Linked DNA regions of Homo sapiens: region 1 is linked to region 2. A link is an interaction called in ENCODE POLR2A ChIA-PET data of the cell type or tissue named here. Cell type or tissue: GM12878. All regions are shown on one strand. Each heading gives the region's core, and the rest is flanking DNA. Links, peaks and the distances in the headings are about the cores only. Region 1 overlaps MGARP (mitochondria localized glutamic acid rich protein). Region 2 overlaps NAA15 (N-alpha-acetyltransferase 15, NatA auxiliary subunit).

The links. Peaks named below come from ENCODE experiments on the same cell type or tissue, not always from the same donor. Only the 100,000 strongest peaks of a DNase experiment are listed, where the experiment ranks them.
Region 1: POLR2A ChIA-PET joins it to region 2 with 5 read pairs; 5 of 35 experiments call an interaction of 5 or more read pairs at or near these places.

The regions. Positions count from the first base shown.
Region 1 is chr4:139,266,447-139,271,792 of GRCh38, reverse strand. MGARP (mitochondria localized glutamic acid rich protein) reads left to right here. Exons shown (of 4, transcript NM_032623.4): 3 at 3,028-3,121; 4 at 4,752-5,346. The coding sequence ends at 5,194. Among named protein-coding and RNA genes, the nearest start is that of MGARP, 11 kb to the left of the region's middle. RefSeq lists a silencer at 4,539-4,638 and enhancers at 4,779-5,108, 4,447-5,346. In GM12878, for the core only: no CTCF peak of the experiment used is centred there; a DNase peak (open chromatin) is centred at 4,902.
Region 2 is chr4:139,320,369-139,325,752 of GRCh38, reverse strand. The region is part of intron 1 of NAA15 (N-alpha-acetyltransferase 15, NatA auxiliary subunit); the gene reads right to left. Among named protein-coding and RNA genes, the nearest start is that of NDUFC1, 21 kb to the right of the region's middle. In GM12878, for the core only: no CTCF peak of the experiment used is centred there; no DNase peak of the experiment used is centred there; H3K27ac peaks cover 379 bases.

The DNA of each region.
Region 1 (5,346 bases), core at 347-5,346, 54 kb after region 2:
TAATCTCAAATGTTGGAAGCCTTAATTGCCAGGAATCTTAGGCTACTTTCAGGAGGAAATGCTGAATGTAAGGCACTCCAAAACCTGTATACTTGTTCTCCCCTTCCATTTCATGTCCTGTACTAAAATAATCTCTATATTAGATTTTTATGAATTGACCCCACAGATGCTTAGTAGCCAAAAGCAGTTTTCCATTTGCAATCAAAATCCTCGACTATTAGGGGTCATTGGAATCTGAAAGAGGCCCAGATCACTCCAGTTTTTTTGAGGGTCTGGGTATCTCTTGTCCCCCAGGCTGGAGTGCGATGGCGCAATCTCATCTCACTGCAACCTCCGCCTCCCGGGTTCAAGCGATTCTCCTGCCTCGGCCCCCTGAGCAGCTGGGATTACAGGCGCCTGCCACCACGCCTGGCTAATTTTTGTATTTTTAGTAGAGATGAGGTTTCACCATGTTGGCCAGGCTGGTCTCGAACTCCTGACCTCAGGTGATCCACCCGCCTCGGCCTCCCAAAGTGCTGAGATTACAGATGTGAGCCACCATGCCCGGCCTGGTCTGGTATATCTTAAAAAGTAGTACCAGACTGGCTTATAAAAATTGTAGTATATTTTAAATGCTTATACTTAATAAATACTTAATATCATTTGTAAATAACTGCCAAAGTCTAAATTTGAGACCCTCTCTTTTAATAGGCCTTTATTCTACTCTGTGCTCGACTGTGCTGGATTTGGAAAACCTAGATTCTTTGGGCCACACATTAGGGTGAATTATTCTAGTATTGTATCTCTTCAATTCTCCCTAAAGTTAGTCTTTTTTCTTGCCTTGTGTTTTAGCCCCTTGAGCAATGAGACTAATGTCCCTTGGAATGTTGTTCCTGGAATGATCCTTTCAGGGATGTGAACTTGTGTACTGGTTCGGTTTGTGTACTGAGAACTGGGGATACTGACTTATCATATTGGTCCTACAAGGTGTCAGGAACACACACCCTACTCGGAAAATATTCCTTGCTTTTATACAGAAAATGTTGATTATCATTCCCGTTGATCATATTTGCTCTGTATGTTTCAAAGCCAAATGATTCAAGTCTGAGTTCACTAAACCCCGGGAAGTTTGCTATAAAAGGGTCACTTTACATCACTTCTACCCGACATTATAGATTTTCTTTTCTTTTTTTTTTTTTTTTTTTCAGACGCGGTCTCGCTCTGTCGCCCAGGCTGGAGTGCAGTGGTACGATCTCTGCTCACTGCAAGCTCCACCTCCTGGGTTCACGCCATTCTCCTGCCTCAGCCTCCCGAGTAGTTGGGACTACAGGCGCCCGCCACCACTCCTGGCTAATTTTTTGTACTTTTTGTAGAGATGGGGTTTCACCATGTTAGCCAGGATGGTCTCCATCTCCTGACCTCATGATCCGCCTGCCTCGGCCTCCCAAAGTGCTGCGATTACAGGCTTGACCCAGATTTTCTTTTCTTTTCTTTCTTTCTTTTTTTTTTTTTTTTGAGACGGAGTTTCCCTCCTTTCCCAGGCTGGAATGCAATGGTGCGATCTCGGCTCACTGCAACCTCTGCCTACAGGGTTCAAGTGATTCTCCTGCCTCAGCCTCCCGAGTAGCTGGGATTACAGGCATGCGCCACCACGCCCGGCTAATTTTGTATTTTTAGTAGAGACCAGATTTCTCATGTTGGTCAGGCTGGTCTCAAACTCCCGACCTCAGGTGATCCGCTGGCCTCAGCCTCCCAAAGTGCTGGGATTACAGGTGTGGACCATTGCACCCGGCCCCGACATTACAGACATTCTATTTTCACAGCATAATTTTTACACTGTAAAATTGTTTGTAATTAAGTAGTACAATTTTTAAATAAGGTACTTGGTTTCTGATGGTTAAAAATTTAGAAGACACTATATATAAATAAATTTTAGAAATCTATCATCTTACCATTAAAAGTTAAACCACTACCAACATTTTCTTAAAAGCTAAATTAATACAAACAATAGTAACTGAATAATGAGATTTTCATTTTTTATATCATTTTCTAATATGAATACAGGCCAAAGAAGACTACTTAAATATAAAATGAAAGGAAGCCTGCACATTTTGTCTGTGATTAAAATAGCTTTCTTCCCAATACTGTTTCTTTCTTTCTTTTTTCTTTTTTTTTTTTTTTTTGAGATGGAGTCTTGCTCTGTCGCCCAGGGTGGAGTGCAATGGCATGATCTCGGCTCACTGCAACCTCCACCTCCTGGGTTCAAGCAATTCTCCCACCTCAGCCTTCTGAGTAGCTAGGGCTACAGGCGAGCACCACCACCATGCCTGGCTGTTTTTGTATTTTTAGTAGAGATGGGGTTTCACCATGTTGGCCAGACTGGTCTCGAACTCCTGACTTCAGGTGATCCACCCACCTCAGCCTCCCAAAGTGCTGGGATTACAGGCATGAGCCACCGCACCCGGCCTGATTCCAGTTTTTGACTATTACAAATAAAGGTACCATGAACATTTGTGTACAGGTTTTCATGTGAACCTAGATTTCCATTTCTCAAGGATAAATGCTAGAAAATATTTGTATATGCCTGTCAGGATATTCTGGTTGTAGCATAATTCATTTTTTTCTTCCTTGTTTTTAGTTATCTTTGGCTAAGATAGTGCATCTATTTCCTTCCCTTTTTAAAAAGTTTTATTTTAGGTTAAGGTGTACATGTGCAGGTTTGTTAATAGGTAAATTATGTGTCATGGGGGTTTGATGTATAGATTGATTTGTCACCCAGGTAATAAGTATGGTACCCAATAGGTAGTTTTTCTCTCCTCATCCCCTGTCTCACCTTTCTTCCTTTTTAAAGCATTCTATTTAATAACAAAGATTTCCAAAAGGGAAGTAAAAGAGTAAGTGGTGTGCACTGATTTCTCTTCTTTGCTACACTGGGATTATGGTTTAAACTTCTAATGGTGATTACAGGGAGACTTGAGTGTACCTTTGGATGTGGCGTGACAAATCTTAAAGCTCAAGAAATAAACCTAAGCATACATTTACTTTCAGGCTTACAAGACAGTCACATCAGACCAAGCCAAACACACAGAACATAAAACAAATTTGAAAGAAAAAACAAAAGCAGAGATACATCCATTTCAAGGTAAATGAATTTCTTAATTTTTTATTTTTATTTATTTTTTGAGGCACTAATTTCCATCCACTTAGTCTAGCAATGAACACTATTTGCTTTTGGCTTCTTTCCTAGCTTAATCCAGAATGACTCTAGGTATAAGTTCATTTAGAAAGGAAAAGTTCAACTGAAACCTGAAGAACACTGTTACACCTTTTGGATGAATGCATTTGACAAATGAATGTTTTACATTTATATTGCTGACCAGTGACTTTTGACTCCTTTGTGTGGTAATATTATTTTCCCCTGCTCAGGCATCCACCCATGCAGGCATGAGCTTTCATTTTTCTCATTATCTAAAAATAATAATATAACAAATTATCTTTCAGTTTTGGCTAAGACCACCTGTGTGCCTTTGTGCAAACAAGGTACATTTGACATAATAGAATCAGTTGTGTATAATGAGTCCTTCAGTTGATAAAATGGTGACCATGGGAACAGAAACTTTATATTTTCACTCTTTCCTTCCTTCCTACACTTCTTTTTCCCACCCTCCCTTCCTTCCCCCTTCCTTTCCCCCTTCCCTCCACGGGCTCTCCCTCTGTCAACCAGGCTGGAGTGCAGTGGTGCAATCATAGCCTACTGCAGCCTTGAACTCCTGGGCTCCAGCAATCTTCCCATCACAGCCTCTCAAGCAACTAGGACTACAAGCATGCACCGCTACACCCAGCAAATTTATTTTTTATGTTTTGCAGAGACAGGGTCTCACTATGTTGCCCAGGCTGGTCTTGATCTCCTGGCCTCATGTGATCCCTCCTGCCTCAGCCTCCCAAAGTGCTGGGATTACAGGCATATGCCACTATGCCTAGCCACTTCTTGCTTTAAACCATACTTTTTTCCAAGCTATTATTATCAATTACTATGATCACTATTTAGGGATAGAGATATTAGGGGCTTATGAATCAGTTTTAACCTGTCATGACAATAATAAGAAACAGAATATCATCAATACATATTATTGAATATAATCATGCGGTTGTTTATAATACTAATAAGCATTTGCATAGAACTTTTTATTTTAATCCCCTTTTCATATACAGTATTTTAATTAATCTTTACAATAACCCTGTGCAGTAGATATTATCAATACCCTATTTTACAGATGACAAAAATGAGATTGAGAGAGGATTAGTGATTTCTGAGTCACCAGCTAGGAACTTGGCTACTCTTCCATGCTGTCTCATATGAAAGGTGAATAGGATAGCTACTTATTTTTGTATTCTTCATATTTGCCTAAGTAATATATTCAAGTGTGTTTTTTTTTAAGTTCAAAGAGTTTACAGAAAAGCAGATCCCCCATTTTCCCTCCAAGAGGCAACCAATAGAACCAGTTTCTTGGAATCCTCCTGGAGAGTTTTTGCAAATACAATTATCTAGGCATACAACTTACCCCCCTCCTGCTCCAACCTCATTTTGCCCTAACAATAGTAGCAGACTGTATACATTGTTCTTTTTTTGCTGTTTCACTTGAGAGTCTACCTTGAAGACTGTTACACATCAGTGCATGTAGTTCTGTCTTAGGTGTTTAAACGACCGCAGTGTTTCATTGCCTTCCCACGATCTTTAAATTAATACCTTGCTTAATGACTAATTCTTAAAGGTGAAAAGGAGAATGTTGCGGAAACTGAGAAAGCAAGTTCAGAAGCCCCAGAAGAACTTATAGTGGAAGCTGAGGTGGTAGATGCTGAAGAAAGTCCCAGTGCTACAGTTGTGGTCATAAAAGAGGCATCTGCCTGTCCAGGTCACGTGGAGGCTGCTCCGGAGACCACAGCAGTCAGTGCTGAAACCGGGCCAGAGGTCACAGATGCAGCGGCGAGGGAAACCACGGAAGTAAACCCTGAAACAACCCCAGAGGTTACAAATGCTGCCCTGGATGAAGCTGTCACCATCGATAATGATAAAGATACAACAAAGAACGAAACCTCTGATGAATATGCTGAACTAGAAGAAGAAAATTCTCCAGCTGAGTCAGAGTCCTCTGCTGGAGATGATTTACAGGAGGAAGCCAGTGTTGGCTCTGAGGCTGCTTCGGCTCAAGGCTAATCTCCAGCCGGTAGACATTTCAGCAACAAATGCCATAGGGTGTCTGATAAGTGCTTTTGTGTTTTTAGTACACTTAGTTTAAAAAAAAAAAGACTTATTTTCTAGAAAACGTTAATGGGTCTTGAAGATTTTTGGCATCCACTGATAGATTT
Region 2 (5,384 bases), core at 287-5,286:
GGCTTGAGCCCAGGAGTCCAAGGCTGCAGTGAGCCGTGATGGTAACACTGCACTCCAACCTGAGCGACAGAACAAAACACTGTCTCTTAAAAAATAAATAAAATTGATATTCTTACTTGACATGCACAATGTAACTTTATTTTACATAGCTGATTTTTAAAATATTCAGGATTCCAATTGGTATTTTTGGTGGTGTGACTGGAAACACCTTTATTTGTTTATCGTATGTTTTTCAAAGAGACTCCTCGGTAACATTTAATCAGCATGATAATCCCATAAGCACAAAAGGTTTAATCCTTATTGTAGAGGTAAAATTTAGAAAACAAGTAACTTACCCCAGATTACATACCTAACTAGTGGCAAAATTTAAGACTATAATTTAGGCTCTCTGACTCCTGGTTAAAAGCTCTTTCCATCACCTACAGAAATTTTATTAAATGTTAAAGGTTATTAAACCCAAAATTTTTATCTTTTAAAAGATCTTCTAATCAACAAATTCAACTGTTACATTGCTTACCCAGTCTTATAATCAAATGGACAATAAAAATGCCCAAAATAAAGTGAGAAGTGAACATACAAAATTAAACTAGATAATCCCCTCCAAATAACTGACAGGAAAATTAAAAACTAAACCCCCCGCCCCTTGAATGAGATATGTTTACATTACAGCAGTTAGCTTTTTACTTCATCATACTTAGAACAGTAACTGAGTTTTAGATCCTAATGATTATGTTCTCAATTAATGAAATTCAGCTATGTCCTTATTGAAATTATATTCAATGCCATTAATTCAATTATCTCCTGTCAATGTGAGCTGTAAAAATAATTCAGAATGGCAGGCCCCTCCAAATAACTACTACTAATTCATTTCTCCTCAACAAGAACCAACGTGCATTTAAGTAAATAGATCTCAATTTTTTTCACGAAATGCACTACTTCTATAATAGGTCACTTATTACAAAGGAGAATAGAAAGGAAAAAGTAACAAAAAATATCCAATTTGGATGTTGGCCAGGCTGGTCTTGAACTCCAACCTCTGGTGATCCCCCTGCCTCGGCCTCCTGAAGTGCTGGGATTACAGGCGTGAGCCACTGCGCCCGGCCCTAAACTAACTTTTTAGGGAACTTACTTTGCTTTTATTTACGGAAAGTGAAATGCAAAATACTACATATGGTATACTTTCAACATATGTTTTACATTCAATTCACTTAAAACAGGTTTTATAAAGTGACACAGTAGACAGACATTTTCAGTTCTCCACAGAAGAATCATTGCATTAAACAGAAATACAGGTCTACATTCCCTCATCTGAAACTCTTGTGTTTGGGGAGTTCTTGAAATTTCAAAACTGTGAATAAGGATTTCCCTTGCTATGGAAGAAATGCCAGAGTATCTATTTGTCCTCCTACCTGTAACACCTGCATATGTTAGTTCAAAATCTAACATAATACTTTCAAAAATACTAGAAGAATAATGCAGGCTATTGTTTTTCAACAGGAATTAACATTTAAAATTTTAACACTCTGCTATAGAAACAATGAAGCAAAGAAGCAAACCAGGATATAATTAAAACAAACTGGGCTGGACTCATGCCTGTAACTGCAGCACTTTGGGAGGTGGAGGTGGGCAGATTGCTTGAGCAGGAGTTCCAGACAACCCTGGGAAACATGGTGAAACCCTGTCTCTACAAAAAATACAAAAATTAGCTGGGCCTGGTGGTACATACCTGTAGTCTCAGCTACTGGGGAGGCTGAGGTGGGAGGATTGCATGAATCTGGGAGGACAAGGCTGCTGCACTATAGCCTGGGCAACAGCAAGACTTGCCTCAAAAAACAAGAGACTGAATTGTTCTAATAGATAATAAAGTCGCATGTGCTAAATTCTGGCACCATACACTCTGAGACTTCTGCTCCCAAATGTATAAGAATAACTGACACTAGATGAGGTTCCTGCCAACTATAAAACTGGAAAGTAAACATAAAATAGCTGTTTTCAGCTGTTGGACAAAAGCCAATACAGGACTACCGTTTCAGAAGAGAAGCAGGGTAAATCCCAAGAAAAATCCCTATTTGTCTCTAGAAGCATCTTCCAGACTGCAGAATAGGTGTAAGAGGTGTAGGGGTGTGGGTGGGGGACCTAAACAGAGCTTAGCAGTCTCACTGACCTGAGTAGATATGAGAATTAGAAACTGCTGGAATTTATGGGGCAGGGTGCTACAGAGAACTATATATAGAAGAGGCTTCAGAAATCTGCCACAGGAGTTGGACACGGTGGCTCACGCCTGTAATCCCAGCACTTTGGGAGGCTGAGGAGGGCAGATCACTTGAGGTCAGGAGTTCAAAACCAGTCTGGCCAACATGGCAAAACCCCGTCTCTACTAAAAATACAAAAATTAGCCAGACATAGTGGCACATGCCTGTAATCCTAGACCTTTGGGAGGCCAAGGCCAAGGTGCATCACCTGAGGTCAGGAGTTCGAGACCAGCCTGGCCAACATAGTGAAACCACATCTCTACTAAAAATACAACAATTAGCTGGGCATGGTGGCAGGCGCCTGTAATTCCAGCTCCTCAGGAGGCTGAGGCAGGAGAATCGCTTGAACCCAGGAGCTGGAGGTGACAGTGAGCCAAGATCATACCACTGCACTCCAGCCTGGGTGACAAGAGCAAAACTCTATCTCAAAAAAAAAAAAAAAAAAAAGAAAAGAAAAGAAAAAGAAATCTGCCACAGGAATCCTCCATCCTCCGTCAAATACTAAGCTGAGGCTGGGAGCGGTGGCTTATGCCTGCAATCCCAGCTATTGGGGAGGACAAGGTGGGCGGGTCACTTGAGGTCAGGAGTTCGAGACCAACCTGGCCAACACGGTGAAACCCATCTCTACTAAAAATAGGAAAATTAGCCAAGCATGGTGGTGCATGCCTGTAATCCCAGCTACTCGGGAGGCTAAGGCACAAGAATCGCTTGAACCCAGGAGGTGGAGGTTGCAGTGAGCCAAAATTGCCCTATTGCACTCCAGCCTGGGCAACAGAGCAAGACTCCGTCTCAAAAATAAAAAATACACACATATACACACTCACACAGAGTAGGCTGAACAGGTACACAGCAAAGGTCTATGAAAGCTGGGCAAAGAACAATTACCAAGTAGCATGAGCCTAACAACTACTGGTGCTCATGCATGGCTGGCAGACATTTGAATTCCAAGTATCAAGTTAAGAGACTACGTTAAAGACTGCAGAATTCAGCAGAGATCCAGAAAGCTCACACCTTAGGAATAAGATTAATCTAGACCCATGTATTAGTCCATTTTCATGCTGCTGATAAAGACATACCTGAGACTGGGCAATTTACAAAACAAAGAGGTTTATTGGACTTACAGTTCCATGAGGCTGGAGGAGCCTCACAATCATGGCAGAAGGTGAAAGGCATGCCTTATATAGCAGCAAACAAGAGAAGAGAGCTTGTGCAGGGAAACTCCCCTTTTTAAAACTGTCAGATCTCATGAAACTCATTCACTATCATGAGAACAGCACAGGAAAGACCCTCCCCCATGATTCAATTACCTCCTACCAGGTCCCTCCCACAACACGTGGGAATTCAAGATAAGATTTGGGTGGGGACACAGCCAAACCATATCAACCCATCTTTATTAAAACTTAAAAACAAGCCTCAAAAAGTATAAGCTGATAAACAAGCAAATTGTCTGCCAAAACAAAACTCTATTAAGAAAGGCAAGAGGATCCAGACATTAAATATCCTAGGATCCATACTATACAAAATTATGGGAGGAAAATTACTATAAATTCCAAGCAGGAAACTAACCCATGACCTACAGGAGAAAGAAATCAATAAAAAAAGAGTCAGAAATATTAATAACAATGACGTAAGTAGCTGAGACTTCAAAACAAGTTACTATTATGTAACACTAAAGGATTTAAAGCAAAACACAAAGGCAACAAAAAAACAAATGAGGGGGCCAGGCACGGTGGCTCACACCTGTAATCCCAGCACTTTGGGAGGCTGAGGCAGGCAGATCATGAGGTCAGGAGATCGAGACCATCCTGGCTAACACAGTGAAACCCCATCTCTACTAAAAATACAAAAAAAAAAAAAAAAAATTAGCCAGGCGTGGTGGCGGGTGCCTGTAGTCCCAGCTACTCGGGAGGCTGAGGCAGGAGAATGGCATGAATCCGGGAGGCGGAGCTTGCAGTGGGCAGAGATTTCACCACTGCACTCCAGCCTGGGCAACAAAGCGAGACTCCGTTTCAAAAAAAAAAAAAAAAAACAAATAAGGGCCAGGCACTGTGGCTCAAGTTTGTAATCCCAGTGCTTCTGGAGTCTGAGGCAGGAGGATCACTTGAGGACAGGAGTTTGAAACTAGTATGGGAAACACAGTGAGACCCAGATTCTCCACAAAAAAATAAGTAAAAGGCTATAAATTTTTTTTAAGAAGAAACAGAAAATCTCAATGAAGAAATGGAAACTATTTTTAAAATGGAAATGTTTAATAGAAGTCACCTTAAGAAATTAGAAAAAACAAGAGCAAATTTAACCCAACATAAGCAGAAGCAAATAATAAAAACAGAGTCGATTAAATAGAAAAAAATTAGAAATATTTGGCTTTGGCAAAAGAAAAAATACGAAAAAATAAGAAAAACAGAAGAAATTTGTGAAATCAAAAGCTGGTTCTTTGAGAAGATCAAAAAAAAAATGAATAAATCTCTAGCTAGACACAGTCACAAAAGTGCACAGCACAGAATAGCTTATTAAAGGCCCAGCTTTCTAGCCAGAGGATAAAAAGAAGGTGGCTGGGTGAGGTGGCTCCCACCAGTAACCTCAACACTTTGGGAGGCCCAGGCAGGAGGACTGCTTGAAGCTAGGAGTCAAGATCAGCCTGGGCAACATGATGAGTCTCAGTCTCAAAAAACACCAGGGAGGCCAGACGCAGAGGCTCACACCTGTAATCCCAACACTTTGGGTGGCCGAGGTGGGCGGATCACCTGAGGTCAGGAGTTCGAGACCAGCCTGCCCAACATGATGAAACCCCGTCTCTATTAAAAATACAAAAATTAGCCAGGCGTGGTGGCATGCGCCTGTAGTCCCAGCGGCTCAGGAGGCAGAGGCAGGAGAATCGCTTGAACCCAGGAGATGGAGGTTGCAGTGAGCCGAGATCATGCCACTGCACTCCAGCCTGGACGACAGAGTGAGACTCCGTGTCAAAACATAAATAAATAAGTAAATAAAAAACCCGGGGAAACATTCAGGAAGATCACAGAGAAAGAACTGGGAAAAGCAACACCACAAAGTTGTTTATGAATCCCTAGGTTTGCCCCCTAACCTATACATGCAAGAATATGACCCTACTCACAATATTAAAGACTTTGAAAA